Regions from separate parts of the Homo sapiens genome. Here region 1 is linked to region 2. Evidence: read pairs that join two places in POLR2A ChIA-PET (ENCODE). Cell type or tissue: PC-9. All regions are shown on one strand. Links, peaks and the distances in the headings refer to the core of each region. The heading gives the core; the rest is flanking DNA.

Region 1 (5,383 bases), core at 170-5,169, 120 kb before region 2:
GATACAGAGAAGGAGAAAAATCAGACTAAATTTATGTCATGCCTCTTTCATTGTGAAAAATAATTATAGCCTCATGTACATTACTTTTCTGAGGGTTGTAGTGGTGGTAATGGTTGTGGAAGTAGTAATAGTTGTAGGGATGAATTAAGGAGGCATTGGGTAAGAACGTGTCTCCCAACATAGGATTTCAGTTACTTCCCAAATATAAATAACAGTGGTTATTACCAAAAATTTTTCTTCAAGCGACAGTGATCTCACTGTATGTTGCCCAGGCTGGCCTGAAACTCCTAGGCTCAAGTGATTCTCCTGCCTCAACCTCCCAAGTTGCTGGGACTACAGACACACACACACACCACCATACCTGGCTGAATTTTTTTTTAACCAGAGAAGAGCACACTAATTTTTTCTTTACCCTTATAGCATTTTCATTACCAGTTATTATACTTTCATTCTGAATGATTTCAGAATGTTTGGGGATGGTGTTGATAAACTAGAATTATTTTGTGGTTAAGTAGAGGCCCTCAAACAGAGTACAGCTCAAGTCTCAGGTTTACCACTTTTTTTTTTAAGTAGTACATGGGGCAAATTATTTAATATCTTATTTTGCCATAACTAATTATTAATAAATATCTACTTTATAGGTGTGTTGATGATTAAATCAATTTGTAAAGAATAATGGGCTGGGTGCAGTGGCTTGTGCCTGTAATCCCAACACTTTGGGAGGCCGAGGTGGGAGGATTACTTGAGCCTAGGAGTTCGAGATAATTCTGAGCAACAAGCGAGGCCTCATATGTATAAAAAATGAAAAACTTAGGCTGGTGCGGTGGTGTGTGCCTGTAGTCTCAGCTACATGGGAGGCTGAGGCAGGAGGATTGCTTGAGTCCATCGAGGTCTATCCAGGCTGCAGTGATCTGTGATTGTACCATTGCACTCCAGCCTGAGCAACACAGCAAGACCCTGTCTCAAAAAAAAAAAAAAAATGCCAGCAAATAGTATGTGTTGAATATTTAGTTATAAGTATTATTCACTCTCTAAAATAGTCTTCTTAGTAAACTCTAATTGACCTTAGGGTAAAAAAATTTTTATATTTAAAAGCTCAGAAAAATTCAGCTTAGTTATTTTTAGGCTGGTGTTTGGTCTCACATACACACTTAACGCCCCTTTCAAACTGTTATGGAACAATGTTTTTCAAACTTTAATGTGCATATGGGATTGTGTAGGGATCATAATAACATGTAGATTCTTATTCAGTAGTTTTGGAATAGGATGAGATGTTACCTTTCCAACAAGCTCCTGTTGGTAATCTGGATGTAGCTCATTCTTATAACACACTTTGAGTAGCACAGTTATGCAGTGTTCCATTAAGTGGTTCTCATTCCTGCTTTCAGTATATTATAAACACTTAGATATTTTTTGTTCTTTATGCCTTGGCTCTGTGTCATACCAGTTAAATTAGAGCTTTGCCTTTGGGGTTCTGGGCATCATCGTCGTCATCATTGTCGTCATCATCATCATCATTTTTTCTTTCGGTAAAAATATCCTGGATCATTCTCTTGTGAAACTAGCATTAAGAGCCACCACTTTAGTTATCTGAAGGAGAGTCATAAGCTAAGAAGCTACATTTTAGGTCTTCTCTTACTTTGTTGTCTTCCATTTTAAGCTCATTTCCTCTGTAGAGATGATGGTGGACAGCTGGTTAGAACTCTTAAACTGGAAGGCAGTTAATATGTTGGCCTGAAGTTTTCTTTTCGCTAGACTAAAAGGTTTGACTGTTGAACCTTTCTTTATGGATCCTATTTCCTATCCCTTTTCATCATTTGTATAGTCTTCTTTGGACTTTCCCTAATTTCTCAATAGTCTCCTTAAAGTGTAATAACCCAAACTAGATACAAAACTGCTGTAACAAAACTGAACAATGGCAGAGGCAGAAGAATATAGATCTAAAAATCTGTGGTTTTCATTAGCGTTGAAAACTTGTATTTGCTTCAGACTTTTTATTGGCCTTTTCTTTATGTTTTTCAGGGTTAAAATGTGTTTTATGCCATGATATTTGTTTCAATATATTCCTTTCTTAGGTTATGCTTCTTCTTTCTTCCTCAACTGTGCTTCTTGTATCCATTTCCCATCTTGCACCTATTTTGGAGGAGAGGCAGTAAATATTTTCTTATGGACTTACCATGTTTGGGAAGACCGTTTTCCAAAGCGATCAAGATCATGTTAAATTTTATTCCATCTAGCCATGATGGCTCAGTTAGGATCAGGTCAGGAAAACAGTCCACACTAAATACTCGAGGCAGGAGGATTTCTTGAGACCAGGAGTTTGAGACCAGCCTGGGTAACATAGTAAGACCTGTCTCTACAGAATTACAAACAAAAACAAAAAATTTCAGCCCAGAAAATTTAATACAGGGAAGGGATTATACAGGTATTGGAGGGCTGAAAAAGCAAACAGGGAACACTGGGGTAACACAGAGACAATATTTGCAGGAATTAGCCACTATTCATATGGTTGAGGGGGAAATAAGAACTTGGAGTTGGGACCTCATAGAATTGGGGTTCAAAACCTCTGGAGGGGGTACTTCCTGACAGCTGTTGGTATGTCTGAGGGGAATTTCTGAGAGTGCCAGAAAAAGCTGGTGGTTATCACTGCTACTGCTGGGGTGGAGGATCTATGCTGGGCAATGCTGACTGGAAAAAGCATGTACTGCATTCTCCCTCTAGTGTCCTTATTGGCAGTGTGAGGAAGCTAGCTGCAGAAGAGAAAAGTAGTTTTCAGAGTTTTATTTTCAGTATTACAAAGATGAGTATTAAAGGGTAGATTTGGATCTGAGAGAAAATAGCTGAATAACCAGTATATATAGCCTTCTCTTCTGGTCAAAGGAGGCCATAGGCCTTTGGTCTCTTGGTCTCTTTTCCTAGCTACTTGGACCCCAGACCCAGATATTCTTAATGCTGAGGGTTTGGAAGGAAAGTTGTTATTATTATTTAAAAAATTAATTTGTTTAGTTAATGTGATGGGGGAGGGGGCATGAGACGGGTCTACTTTGTCTTTTCTTTTCTTTCTTTTTTTTTTTTGAGACAGTGTCTTGCTCTGATGCCCAGGCTGGAATATAGTGGTGTAATCTTGGCTCTCTGTAGTCCCGAGCTCCCAAACTCAAGCAGTCCTCTCACCTCAGCCACCCAAGTAGCTGGGACTACAGGCACCTGCCACCACACCCAGCTAATTTTTGTATTTTTTGTAGAGACGAGGTTTTGCTATGTTGGCCAGGCTGGTCTCGAACTCCTGGCCTCGAGTGATTCACCCATGTTGGCCTCCAAGTGGTCTGGGATTACAGGTGTGAGCCACCATGCCTGGCTGGGTCCACTTATTTATTGTTATTTTTTTTTTTGAGACAGAATCTCACTCTGTCACTCAGGCTGGGGTGCAGTGGTGGGATCTCAGCTCACTGCAATCTCCACCCCCCAGGTTCAAGTGATTCTCCTGCCTCAGCCTCCCGAGTAGCTGGGATTATAGGCACCCACCACCATGCCTGGCTAATTTTTGTCTTTTTAGTAGAGACAGGGTTTCACCATGTTGCCCAGGCTGGTCTCGAACTCCAGACCTCAAGTGATCTGTCCGCCTTAGGCTCCCATAGTGCTGGGATTACAGGTGTGAGCCACCGTGCCCGGCCCGGGTCCACTTATTCTGAGATAATTCTGTTACAGCTTTTTTTGGTAACTTACATTTAATCATTAGATACTCCTTCTTTGCCTCTTGAGGTATTTCTGTTTTTTAAAAGCCCTTATTTAAAATGTAAAATAAATAATGGTAAAAGTAATGATGTTACCCATAAACAAAGTTTTAAAATTGGTTGCTTATTAGCCAAACAGTGGTCTGCAGTGGTAACCAACCTCTGAAAAGATTATGCCTTTTTTACTCATTCAAAAATTCCCCCTCCTGCAGAGCTTCTTCAATTTTAATGTGTATATGAATCAGTTGAGGATCTTGGTAAAATACTGATTCTGATTCAATATGTCCCTGGGTAAGGCCTGAGATTGTGCATTTCTAACAAGCTCCCAGGGGAGGCTGGAGCTACTGGTCCCTAGACCAGACTTTTTTAACTCCCTTCCCTCCCTTGAGAACTACTGGTTTGGCTTAGATCCAGTGTTGGACTTGGATGGTTGAGTGGTGAGTGATCATAAAGTAAGAGTTTCTATTGTAAGCCTGCCCGTCTAGAAATATTTTGAGCAATTTTAGTAGAGCTATTTATAGCTGTTTCTTTCCAGGTAGGATCAGAGAAATATATGCTTCTGAATAGGTTAAATTTTCTTCCATAATATAATGCTGCCCTGAATGCAGAAATGTGCCTATCACTTGTAATTTTCCTGGAAGGCGTGAGACTGCTTGGTAATTGTGTACATATTTAAGGGAAACTGAGTAATGGAGGACAGAATAGAACAATTAACAAATTCATGCATCAGATAACTTGCTTTCATTAAAGCCATTGTTACTCTTATTTATTGATTGTTCCTGATGATAGGACATCTGCAGATTTCAAAAAGTGTGTTTAGTGTGAATTTCATACTGATGGCATTTCTCTGCTTTTGACAGTTTCATATACTTAAACTTGTCATTAAAACACAGCATCTTGCCTTGAGCCAAATGAAACTTTGAATAGAGCCCAAATTTATGAAATTGTTAATTTCTCTTTACATCTAGATTTTACTTTCAGTAATTTCTATCTGCTAACACAAATAGAAAGGTAATCTTTCATTTGGTTGCCATCCTTCAAGAGCCTCTCTCTGCCCTTCCCTCCCTGCCTTCCTGGATCTTTCCTTTTGTCTTTACAGACCTAGATTTTGAAAGGTTCTAGGTTCCTTTTGTCTGTTGATACTATGTGAATGTTATCCTTAAGTTTTTAATTCAGGCTACAACTAGACAGATAATGTGTCTCACAATTAGCTGGGGTGAGAGAGTTAAAATGGAAGTTAAGGATTCAGGGGATTCCTACAGATGGGTGAAGAAAAAAGCTCAATGTTAGGATCCTTAACAAAGCATTTTGATTGGCATATGGAGACCTTTGCGTGAACACAAATGTTCATATTTGAATATTTATAGAAGATAATCTGTCAAAATTACTGTTATTTTAATTTGCCAAGCTTGGCTGATTGCCGCAGTTGGATGTTAGTTGAATTCAAGTTGAAGAGTTGTAAATATGTTCTGGTGTGGGACATGCTTTTTGTCCTTGAAGCTGTTTGAATTTCTTACTTCTCCCACCTACACCCCCTTCTTTAAAACTGCGAGGCTTTTTTGTATTAGTTGAACTTTCATGTTCTTTTTTAGGAAAAAATATTAAAGTAGGATGTTAACTGTATGGATTAAAAATTTTTTTTAACTAAATTT
Region 2 (5,383 bases), core at 138-5,137:
CCTGTGATCCCAGCTACTTGGGAGGCTGAGGCCCAAGGATCACTTGAACCTGGGAGGCAGAGGTTGTGGTGAGCAGAGATCATGCCACTGTACTCCAGCCTGGGCAACAGAGCAAGACTCTGTCTCAAAAAAAAGATTTGAGTAATCAAATAACTTGAGAATTTAATTTTCCAGTGTTTTTAAAAATTAATTCATATATATATATATATATATATATATATATATATATATATATATGTATGTATATATTTATTTATTTATTTTTTAGATGTGGAGGTCTTTCTATGTTACCCAGGCCAGTCTTGAACTCCTGGTCTCCAGTGATCCTCCCTCGTCAGCCTCCTGTGTAGCTGGGATTATAGGCCTGGGCTACCATGTCCAGCTGAATTGAAATAATTCTTTAAGGAATTATTTTGTAAATAATAATATAATTTGTTTATATAACTCGCATATGTTTTGTGACCATATGTACAAATGAAAAGTGAATATAAGAAATGGGCCCCTGAGAAACTGATATAAATCAGTTTTCCATTTTGTTGTTGTTGTTGTTGAATTATGATTCCTTACAGTGCCATTTAGTATGTTAAATAATGGTAGTTCATTGAAAACAAAAATGGTAAGTAAAGGTACCCAAGTCAGTTTATTTTCCTGTCTTAAACAGAAATGACAATGAATCTGGGACATAACTTCATAGGGTAGTAATTTAACTCCAGGAAGCCAGATTAGAATGCAGTAATACAAATAATGAGCAAAACACAATCAAACATTAGAGAAATAACCCTTAAACTGACGGACGTACAAATAGAAAGGACTTTTATTATGTAGAATATACCCTTTTACTGACCATTTTCAAGATCCTTAAGTATAAGAATTAAAATCAAAACAAACTTTTAGGTTTGCCTCTGGTAATTTTTATATGATACAAAAGTCCATTTTATTTTTACATTGGCTCAAATGATAGTGTATAGGTTTCTAGGTCTGTAGCTGGGACCATGGTCAGTGAGGCTGCCACCTGGGTATGGGCCTGCCTTCTTAAAAGAGCCCTCCTGAGTCTTGGGCTCTATTAGGGTTTTGCAGCCTTCTACCTGGGTTAGAAGATTATTAGCAGATTATTGAACTTGAGTAGTTCATTGTGGGAGCCCCTGATTTGACAGAGTGTGGGTACCCTGGCCACTTTGTACTTGCGATGGCATGTGAAGTGGGGTGTAGTATTATGGAACTGAGAGGTCTGGGCTAATTCTGGGTAGTTTGTGTCACTACCTAGTTGGTGTCCACAGAGATTTGGAGAATTATCTGATGTGGAAAATGCACATATTTGGTGTCAGAAGTGTTCTGTGGTGAAAAACAGATCATAATAGTAGTAGTAATACTAAGGGCAGCTAAAGTTGCTGGTTTTTGAGAACTACAACTACAGACTCCCTGTTTCTCTTTGTGAGTTCACCACGATGCCTGTGTTGTTTCCTGGTAGAAATCGCATTTCTCTGTAGGTTAGTGACCCCATCAGTGAGCTGTGGGGGTAAGACTCCTCCTTTGTTGCCCACTTGAAGCTGTTTCCTAGTAGTCAGGGCACCATGTTTCCTCTCCTGGAATCTGGCTCCTGTTGTTCATCACTTGCATTACCAGGCATTAAAATGCAGCCTGGGGGCCAAATATCATAAGTTTGATCTAAGATTCAACTCACCTGAGATTTTTAGCAAAATACTATTTATTTACCTGATTGGCCTTGATAGCTAATAACTAGTAGAGCCTAATCTCTGCCTGCAACCACAGTTGGGTAATCAACTGGTAGTAATTAGTAATATTCTTGGGCTTTTAGAAGCTTTTACAGGCTGTTTTAAGAATTTAGAGGTGTTGATGGTATAATAAATTTAGAGTAGCATATTAATTATTATCTGCTATATTGATATCAAGTTTTAGCATCACTAGATTTCTAAATGATGATTTCATTCTAGTGATTGCATATGACCATTCTTCCCAGTAATACAGTTAAATATACTTGTAGCTTTTGATATCATTGATCATGAATTGACCCTAGCCTACCTCTTTGCAGTAGAGAGAATTAAGCGGTTTAGAGTTAGTATTTTTGCCATTGTGGTTTTACCATTTATCTTGTATTGTAGGTTCAGTGCTTCGATTTATGGCAGTTTAGATGTGTACCTCAACCTCTAAGCATATCATGGAGTCTGTCTTATCAACCTTTCAGGCTGATGCAGAGACATGTTTAACTTAATCACTGTTGCTCTGATTCTTTTTATCATCTTCATATTGCCAAATACCAGTTTATGAAAAGGGTACCAAAGCTGCTTCTTTCTGCTTTTAAAATTACCATATTTTTTTTAAATTTATTCATTTATTTTATTATTTTTTTTACCAAGTTCTGTTTATGGTAATTTATAACAATTATAAAACTAAAGTACAGGAGATGAGCCATTTTTCAACTGTGTTGACTGAAACTATTGAAAAACAATCTGTTAAAGTAGCAATCTCATCTCCCTTACCTAGTTTGCATTTCTCATTATCAGTAATATATAGGGCAGCTGTGCTTAGACTAAATTGTGTTCTCCAAATAGTGAATGATACTTATGTTAATTATGCTGATTTGCTAATGTACAAAAAGACATTGTGGGGGATTATGTAACAAAAGAAATGACTGTGACTCAAGGGGTACACTGGGAAAGATTGATAGAATAGCTTACAGATTTTTTTTAAGTTTATGATCATAGTTGTTGTTGCCCAATAGCTTGTATTTTCATTCTGTTTGGAAGGTCCAAGAATTGATATTCCCACTCTTGAAAAGTTAAGTTTGGTGAACCTTCAAACCTTCTATTCTTTGTGTTTTATTTCATATACACAAAAACAGAGAGAGAGACAGAGAGAGGAAGGGAGGAAGGAAGATCTTACTAAGTTCTCTGAGATGTGATTTGATTGAGACTTATATTAAGCTGGGATGTGGATATTCTTTCTTGAATTTCGGATTTGTTTCAACAAAATGTTTTTGTATGATTGTCTTCTAAGGAATCCAAGCTTATTTTCAAGTGGTGCTAGAACATTCATCTTAATATTCATGTGCAAAGGGATACATTTCTTTATGAAGTCATCCTTATTCTGCTCATCACTTAGTCTCTATCAGCCAGATAATGATTCTTCATCGCCTGTAATGGAACAGTGTCTCCTAAAATAAAGTTTGCATTAGAAGAAGAATCTCCAGGTGGAAAAGGGTGTTTTTCATCTAGTAGTTCTAATTCTGTTTTGCTTCCTACGACCACACATCTTTTGGGTGTGATTTCCAAACTTAAGAATGATTTTAGATTAAAAATAATCACTTACTAAGGATTTCTTACATGCCAGTCACTATGATAAAGGTTCTGCATTCATTATGTTACTTTATCAGCACAGTAGTCCTACAAGGTATGCATTATTTGTTCCTGTTTTTTTTTTTGTTTTGTTTTCTGAGACAGAGTCTCGCTCTGTTGCCAGGCTGGAGTGCAGTGGTGTGATCTCGGCTCACTGCAAGCTCTGCCTCCCGGATTCAAGCGATTCTCCTGCCTCAGCCTCCTGAGTATCTGGAACTACAGGCACACGCCACCATGCCCAGCTGATTTTTGTATTTTTAGTAGAGACAGGGTTTCACCATGTTGGCCAGAATAGTTTCGATCTCTTGACCTTGTGATCTGCCCGCCTTGGCCCGTTTGTGCTAGGATGCTAGGATGACAGGCGTGAGCCACCACGCCTGGCCTATTTGTTCCTCTTTTTTTTTATTTAAGATGGAGTTTCGCTCTTGTTGCCCAGGCTGGAGTGCAATGGCACGATCTCAGCTCGCTGCAACCTCTGCCTCCCGAGTTCAAGCGATTATCCTGTCTCAGCCTCCTGAGTAGCTGGGATTACAGTCGCCTGCCACTACACCCAGCTAATTTTGTATTTTTAGTAGAGACAGGGTTTCTCCATGTTGGCCAGGCTGGTCTTGAACTCCTGATCTCAGGTGATCCGCCCACCTTGGCCTCCCAAAGTTGTTCCTTTTTGTTTTTGAGATGGAGTCTCGCTGTGTCATCCAGGCAGAAGTGCAGTGGCACGATCTTGGCTCACTGCAACCTCCGCCTCCCAGGTTCAAGCAATTCTCGTGCCCCAGCCTCCGGGTAGCTGGGACTACAGGCACACGCCACCATGCCTGGCTAATTTTCATATTTTTAGTAGAGACGGGATTTCACCATGTTGGCCAGGCTGGTCTCAAACTTCTGACTTCAGGTGATCCATCTACTCCAGCCTCTCAAAGTGCTGGGATTACAGGCGTCAGCCACTGCGCCTAGCTTAGTTCCATTTTTATAACTGAAGTTATATTCAGTTCTAGAGAAATTAGGTGGCTTAACACAGGCTAAGTTAACAGAACGGTTTTACTCCAAAATCCGTTCTCTTAATTGCTAAATACTTAGCTTTTCTGAGCTTTTTCTCTTCTACGTACGGGGATATAATTCCTATAGCACAGCATTGTGATGATTACATGAAGGAAAATATATAAAATACTTTACCTAGTGCGTGACACATTATAGATTCTAGTAGGCTCTGGTCAGACCTATTAATACATTAGGAAAACTTAACTCTTAGACCCTGCAGAGCTGGCACAGATAAAGGCAGATTATTGAAAGACTCAATAGGAAAAATGTTAAGGCCTGGAAACTAAATGTAAGCCTAGTGAACATCACTCACCAAAGTAACATAATTGTTGTCTTATATATGATAGTATAAGCTATTTTTGTTGTCATCCTTCTGGAGTTTTCCCCACCTGTGTCAGTTGTCAAGATGGTGGCATCCTAAAGTTCCTCCTTGAGATAAGGGAGGCAATAAGGAGCTTTGTTTTCTTGCCTGTCTCCTGGTCACATTTTTATCCTTAGCATTGCTTATTTTTGCTGCAGGAGCAAACCGAAGTAAAAGCAGCTTTGGACAAAACTCAAGTAATTTTTCTTGCCCATGATGCAGATTTGCCCATGGATTTGACTTTGAGAGTAAATCTTAGTCACATTTACCCCCGTAAGTGTTAATTCCTTCACCTTCTTGCCTGGATTCCATCTCTGTGCTGGCCCTTAGGGGGAGCTTCTCTGTTTTTTTTTTTTTTTTTGAGGCAGTGTCTCTCTCTGTCACCCAGGCTGGAGCACAGTGGTGCAAAAACGACCTGGGCTAAAGTGATCCTCCTGCCTCAGCCTCCCGAGTAGCTGGGACTATAGGCGTGTGTCCCTGCAGCCAGCTAGATTTTTTATTTTTTGTAGAGAGGGGGACTTGCCATGGTGCCCAACTCGGTCTTGAACTCCTGTGCTCAAGTGATCCTTCTGCCTTAGCTTCCCAAAATGCTGGGATTATAGGCGTGAGCCACCACGCCCGACCAAACTTCTCT

Evidence for each region. Peaks named below come from ENCODE experiments on the same cell type or tissue, not always from the same donor. Only the 100,000 strongest peaks of a DNase experiment are listed, where the experiment ranks them.
Region 1: POLR2A ChIA-PET joins it to region 2 with 8 read pairs; 2 of 35 experiments call an interaction of 5 or more read pairs at or near these places.

Annotation. Positions count from the first base shown.
Region 1 is chr14:65,498,854-65,504,236 of GRCh38, forward strand. All of the region lies in intron 2 of FUT8 (fucosyltransferase 8), which reads left to right. Among named protein-coding and RNA genes, the nearest start is that of MIR625, 30 kb to the left of the region's middle. RefSeq lists enhancers at 2,638-2,697, 2,728-2,897. In PC-9, for the core only: no CTCF peak of the experiment used is centred there; a DNase peak (open chromatin) is centred at 4,160; H3K27ac peaks cover 2,665 bases.
Region 2 is chr14:65,617,818-65,623,200 of GRCh38, forward strand. The region is part of intron 5 of FUT8 (fucosyltransferase 8); the gene reads left to right. Among named protein-coding and RNA genes, the nearest start is that of MIR625, 150 kb to the left of the region's middle. In PC-9, for the core only: no CTCF peak of the experiment used is centred there; no DNase peak of the experiment used is centred there.